2 separate regions of the Homo sapiens genome follow, and region 2 is linked to region 1. A link is a contact called in ENCODE Hi-C or POLR2A ChIA-PET data. All regions are on one chromosome and are shown on one strand. The core of a region is the stretch at or near the end of the contact, and the rest is flanking DNA. Distances in the headings are between cores, read along the strand shown. Region 1 has its middle 59 kb from the start of CACNG4. Region 2 has its middle 13 kb from the start of CACNG4.

The links. Hi-C counts contacts between places; a loop is a spot of excess contacts on that map. ChIA-PET counts read pairs that join two places held with the same protein, here RNA polymerase II (POLR2A). Pooled maps may share reads with other maps.
Region 2: a loop to region 1 is called in a map of PC-3, with 5 times the contacts of the local background. The contact joins two enhancer-like sites. A Hi-C loop is called at or near these places in 4 of 168 maps with a recorded cell type or tissue (Caco-2, Calu3, PC-3 and 1 more) and 3 of 50 pooled maps. POLR2A ChIA-PET finds 5 or more read pairs at or near these places in 4 of 52 experiments (A673, AG04449, SK-N-SH and 1 more).

What each region holds. Positions count from the first base shown.
Region 1 is chr17:66,903,907-66,906,606 of GRCh38, reverse strand. No RefSeq gene overlaps it. Among named protein-coding and RNA genes, the nearest start is that of CACNG4, 59 kb to the left of the region's middle. Within about 2 kb of position 1,411, at least 15 of the 41 ENCODE cell types and tissues checked have a DNase peak (open chromatin) inside an H3K27ac peak, as active enhancers do; they include PC-3, where a contact is called at or near this core.
Region 2 is chr17:66,950,731-66,953,430 of GRCh38, reverse strand. No RefSeq gene overlaps it. Among named protein-coding and RNA genes, the nearest start is that of CACNG4, 13 kb to the left of the region's middle. Within about 2 kb of position 1,275, at least 14 of the 41 ENCODE cell types and tissues checked have a DNase peak (open chromatin) inside an H3K27ac peak, as active enhancers do; they include PC-3, where a contact is called at or near this core.

The sequences.
Region 1 (2,700 bases), core at 162-2,661:
TGCATTCCATCCTCTCATCCCCACGCCAGAAGATAAGCTCCTCAAGGGCCGGGGCTCTGCCTAGAACAGCCTCTGGCATGCAGTAGCCACTCAATAAATATCACTCAATGGCGGAGTGAGTGACCCTTCAACGAAAACTCAGTTGCAGGCGGCACGCAAATTGTGCCAGGACGGAAATTAGGTCAGACAAATCTTATTCCAAATCTGAGGATCCTTCACATGTTGGCCTCCTGGTTTGGGGCAAGTTATTTGGATTCTCCAAGACTCTGTGTTCTCATGTAAGCAGTTGGGGAAAATAGCCACTGTTTCATCAGGCCGTTCTCTACCTGGTAGAGAAAGACATTAGGCCCTTGTGAACTGGTCTGTCTGGATTGGGAGAAGTTTGGAGTTGACCGTTTTTGTTGTTGTTGTTGTTGTTTTCTTTGAGACAGAGTCTCACTCTGTCGCCCAGGCTGGAGTGCAATGGTGCGATCTTGACTCACTGCAACCTCCGCCTCCTGGGTTCAAACCATTCTCTTGCCTCAGCTTCCCAAGTAGCTGGGATTACAGGCAACTGCCACCATCCCTGGCTAATTTTTGTATTTTTAGTAGAGACGGGGTTTCACCATGCTGGCCAGGCTGGTCTCGAACTCCCGACCTTAGGTGATCTGCCTGCCTCGCCCTCCCAAAGCGCTGGGATTACAGGTGTGAGCCACCACACCTGGCAGGAGTTGACTGTTTTTATGAAAAACCGTGCTCATCACCCCTGCCCCCTTTAAAAAATGCCAAGTAACGGGCACAACAGTTATCGCCTGCATTTTCACCCCAACCATAGCCTCCACCCCTTATGTTCTTCCACTCTCCTGCTTGCTATCCTGGGCTCCTCTTAGTTTCTCAAGCCCACCTCAGAGCCTTTCCCATGACAGTCCCATGAAATCCTCTGTCCAAGACCTTTCCTTGGGGAGCCCTCACTCATTCATCCAGGACTGGGCTTAAGCATCATTTCCTCAGGGAAGCCTTCCCTGACCACAGACCCCACTGGTCAGCAAACCCTTTAGGTCCCCTGTTCAAATTCGTATTTATTTACTCAATGTCTAGCATTCCCATTATTTGTTGAGTGATAACGTGCTGGTGGAAAATATCTCAACGTTGACGTGGTTTGGCTTTTAGCCATGGACAGGCTCCAGGGCGCCAAGATGGGCTGCATCAGAACAGCGGGGGAGTTTGCTCTGCCCCAGAATATGCCAGAACCTGCCAGAGCCTGCATCTGTGCACTGAGGGTTTCCATGCCAACCAGCTGGGCCCTAGTGAGGGGCACTTGATTCCCTAAATGGCCCCCCAAGTCAATGACAGGTGTGCCTCTCTGAAGTCGGGAAACTTGTTTTGAAGTCATGGCTGGTGAATTCATAGAGCTGGATCTTTACTGTTTAGAAATTCATTCTCAAAGGCAGAAAGACTACAGGAAGTGAGCAGCACATTCCCAGATCCAGGGGCAAGAGCTGAAAAAATGGGAACTCTGCCAGCAGTAACTTGCTATCAGCGAGTCCTCTCCCACAGTCCCAGACACAGGGGCTCAAACCCTGTGCCCGGGGCCTGCCCCCTCCTGGCCTCTCCTTCTGTCATGGCCCTTCTCTGACCCCTTCCTTGTTCTTAGATTGTACTGGCACTAAGCGAAAGCTTTTGGAGGCGATTGCTAGATTCTCCACATTTTTCTTCTCCTTAGCTAGAGAAGGTGAAATTTCCTAATGATCTACAATGTTCTCTGGCTACAGCCATGCCTCTGTACATGTTTGTAGCTTAATTATCAGCCAGAGCCTCCTGATGGCAATGTCCTCCCGGTGGGACACACCTGCTCTGCATTCAGAAGCTTGGCATTTGGGGTGTGTGTGTGTGTGTGTGTGTGTGTGTGTGTGTGTGTGTATTGCAGCTATCTTTTTTTTTCCCTAAAAATTTTCTGTCCAGGTAAGTGTGTTTGAACTGCAGTGGGTTTTTGGTGTTTCTTCTTTTAAAAAAATCGATTTAATTTTAATTATCTTTGGTTAATTTTAATCATCTTTGGGGCTTCTGTTAGTCCTCTGGCACTGCTGCAACACAGTACCATAGTCTGGGTGGTATCTAAACAACAGACATTGTTTCTCGCAGTTTTGGAGGCTGGAAGTCTGAGATCAGGGTGCCTACGTGGTCCGGGGCTGCTAAGGGCCCTCTTTCGGGCTAAAGACGGCTGGCTTCTCTTTGTATTCCCACTTGATGGAAAGAGGGGTCCATCTTTGGGGTCGCTTTAATAAGGGCAGTAACCCCATTCGTGACCCAGTTGCCTGCTAAAGGCTCCATCTCCTAACACTGTCACACCAGGGGTTAGGATTTCAACACAGGAATATTGCAGGGACATTCACATTCAGTCCATTGCAGGCTCCTCTCCCAGAGGAAATCCCCTTCTCTCATAGAGCACGTACCAATGACTTCAACCAAGAAGCAATGTAGGAATGGCCTCTCTTTCTGTCAAGGCGTCTATGTGTGGGTCCATGCCGGCCGACTTGCATCCCTCCCCTCTGCCCTCACTGCTGCCCCCAGGAGCTGGGCCAAGATTGTCCCGGGGATGATTCCCCCTCTCCCCAGACTCCCTAGGGTGTGGCCTCTGAGCCTGGCCATGAATGCTGCCATTGCCTCCCTCTGCCTTTTGAGGACACCAGGAATCGGCGGGCGGGGCTTCTGTGTTCTGAG
Region 2 (2,700 bases), core at 26-2,525, 47 kb before region 1:
CCGTGGGGCAAGCACAGATGCCCAGCTGGCTGGCGGGGGAGGGTGACCTGCCCTTTATCCATAATGCATAATTGTGTCTTTAAACCCAGCTGCTTTGGGACTTGATTACAATTGGAGCTCAGGAGCAAGTAGCTTTTAGGGGAGCCCCTGGGAGACGAGTGAAGAGGCCCCGGGGGGTTGAGGTGCTAAGTGGATAGTGCTGGTGCCCACACAATGTGGGGAGAGCAGCACACCCCAGCAGGAAGGCCCAGGGGATGGGGACCTGCCTCCCAGAGAGGGGCTCAGCTGGGGAGACAGGACACTTTCATGCTGAGGCAGCAGTCAGGAGTCCCAAGGCCCCTGTGGAAAAGGGCCCTTCTCAGGTCTGGTGATCAAAGAAACTCAGCACCCAGGGAGAGCACTTGGCCTTGCTCGTGACAGCCCCAGTTCCTGCCATGTGCATCCCTGTGTGTTCCTGGAGCCGGAGCTGCTGCTCTCAGTCCCAGGAGAGCCTGGCCTTTGGGCTCCTCAGACACTTTTCTGCTTGTCCCCCTGCAATGTCACTTGCCTTCCTCCAGGGTCTGGTCCTTGCCTGTCTTGGATCAGGACAGGCAGACTCTTCATACTGGAGGGGGGGATGGTCAGCCGGGCAGGGCCTGGGATGGGGCAGGGTCTCTAGGAGACAAAACCTTGCAGAAAACCTTCATAGGTAGAGAGAAGTCGGGTTCCTAAGACTAAGTGTTGGTGGCTGTGGTCAGCTTGTAAAGGCAGACGTGTTCTGAGGCCTTCGAAGGGTGCCATGTACCCCTCAAAGGTCCCCTCTGCCCTGGACCTCTCTGCCTGGATTGTGGGGCACACAGACAAACCTCCCACTTTTTGACCCCCTGTAGTTTCCAGAGGGGGTGGCCCTCATTGCAGGGTGGCAGTGTGGAGAGGAGGCTGCCTGTGACCTAAGGTGTGTATGGCAGGATGGGAGGTCATAGCAAGCTTGACCAAGATGTTTAGAGCAGCATTTGTTGACCTGCCTCCTGCTCCATGCTGGAAATATTCATTGCTTCTGGAAGGAGGTAGACCGGCCAGGCAGGATGCCTGAGAGGGGTGCGGGCCTGGAGGTCGCGCTGTGCCGCCTGGCTCAGTGATGGTATTTATTTATCTGTCTCTGCCTTGGCTGGCAGAGGCATAAGAATGGCTTCAGCCTCGAGGCTGGATTGCTGTTCACCTTTGGAATGTTAAGTCCGCTTTTAACTATGACTCAGCTTCTCTTCAGTTTATTCACTGTGAGTCACCTACCTGACATGCTGTGTTATGGACGCATCCCTAAATGACCAACTTAGAGAAACTGGCGGTGAATACAAACAGCTACCACAGAAGGCTGGTTGAAAAGCCAGGGCTTTGTTCTCTGACCCAGCGTTTGAGTTACACTTGGTTCTCCAATCAACCAGAAATCGCCGGGTACTCACTCATTCATTTTCTCAGTTGGTGGATGAAGTGGGTTGAATTGTGACCACCCAAAAAGTATGCCTGAGTCCTAATGCCCAGAGCCTGCAAATGTGGCCTTATTTGGAAAAAGCGTTTTTGCAGCTGTAACCAAGTTAAAGATCTTGAGATGAGATCATCCTCAATTAGGGTAGGCCCTAGGTCCAATGACAAGTGTCCTTAGGAGAGAAGGGGAAAAGACACACAGAGGAGAAAGCAGAGATTGGAGCAAGGTGCCAGCAAGCCCAGGAGCACCGCAGACTACCAACAGCCCCCAAACTGAGGGAGAGTCGCGGAACAGGTTTTTCCTAGAGCTTCCTCAAGGAACCAACCCTATCTGCACCTGGATTTCAGCCTTCTGACTTCCAGAACTGTGAGAAAATATGTTTCTTTTTTTTTTTTTAAGCCATCCGGTAATTAGTTACTGCAACCCTAGGAAATGAATACAGTGGCTATCCGAGGGCCTTCCGGTGCCAGGCACTGTGAGCACTACTCAGAATGGAGCTGTGGGCTGGGCACTGTGGCTCATGCCTGTAGTCCCAGCACTTTGGGTGGCCGAGGTGAAAGGATGGCTTGAGCCCAGGAGTTCCAGGCTGCAGTAAGCTGAGATTGCACCACTGCACTCCAGCCTGGGTGATGGAGCAAGGCCCTGTTTCAAAAAAAAAAAAAAAAAAAATACAGCAGTGAACTGTGTAGGTGTGACCCCAGCCTTCATGGAACCTCCCATTCAGAGAGGGAGACAGACTCAAAAGGGGAATTGCATAAAGAGGAATTGCATGACAAGGCTTCTGAGCAGGAGGCAGGTGCCATGGAGTCTATTTCCTCCTTCCAAACCTACTCCTTCTCCAGCTTCTCCATCTCAGTACAGCACCACCATTGGCCTGTGGCTCAGGCCACAGACCACAGGCAACTCATCACCAGATCCTGCCAGTGTTATGTCCAAGATGCATTTCTACCCTGTCCACTGTTCCCTGTCTTGCTGCCGCCTCCTGGCCAGGCCACCTGCTTCTCTCCTCTGGATGCCTGGAAAACCCTCCTCCAGCGACACTGTCCTTCTCCTTCACAATTGCCACCTACATTCCCTCAATGCGTTCTCTCCTTGGCAGCCAGAGGATCTGTGCAAATGTCAATTACTTCACTTGTCTGCTGAAAACCATGTCAGAGAGTCTTCCCGTGCACTGAGGGTCAATATGAATGCCCACACCTGGCCTGTCCTATGTGATCTGGTCCTTACCTGCAACTGCA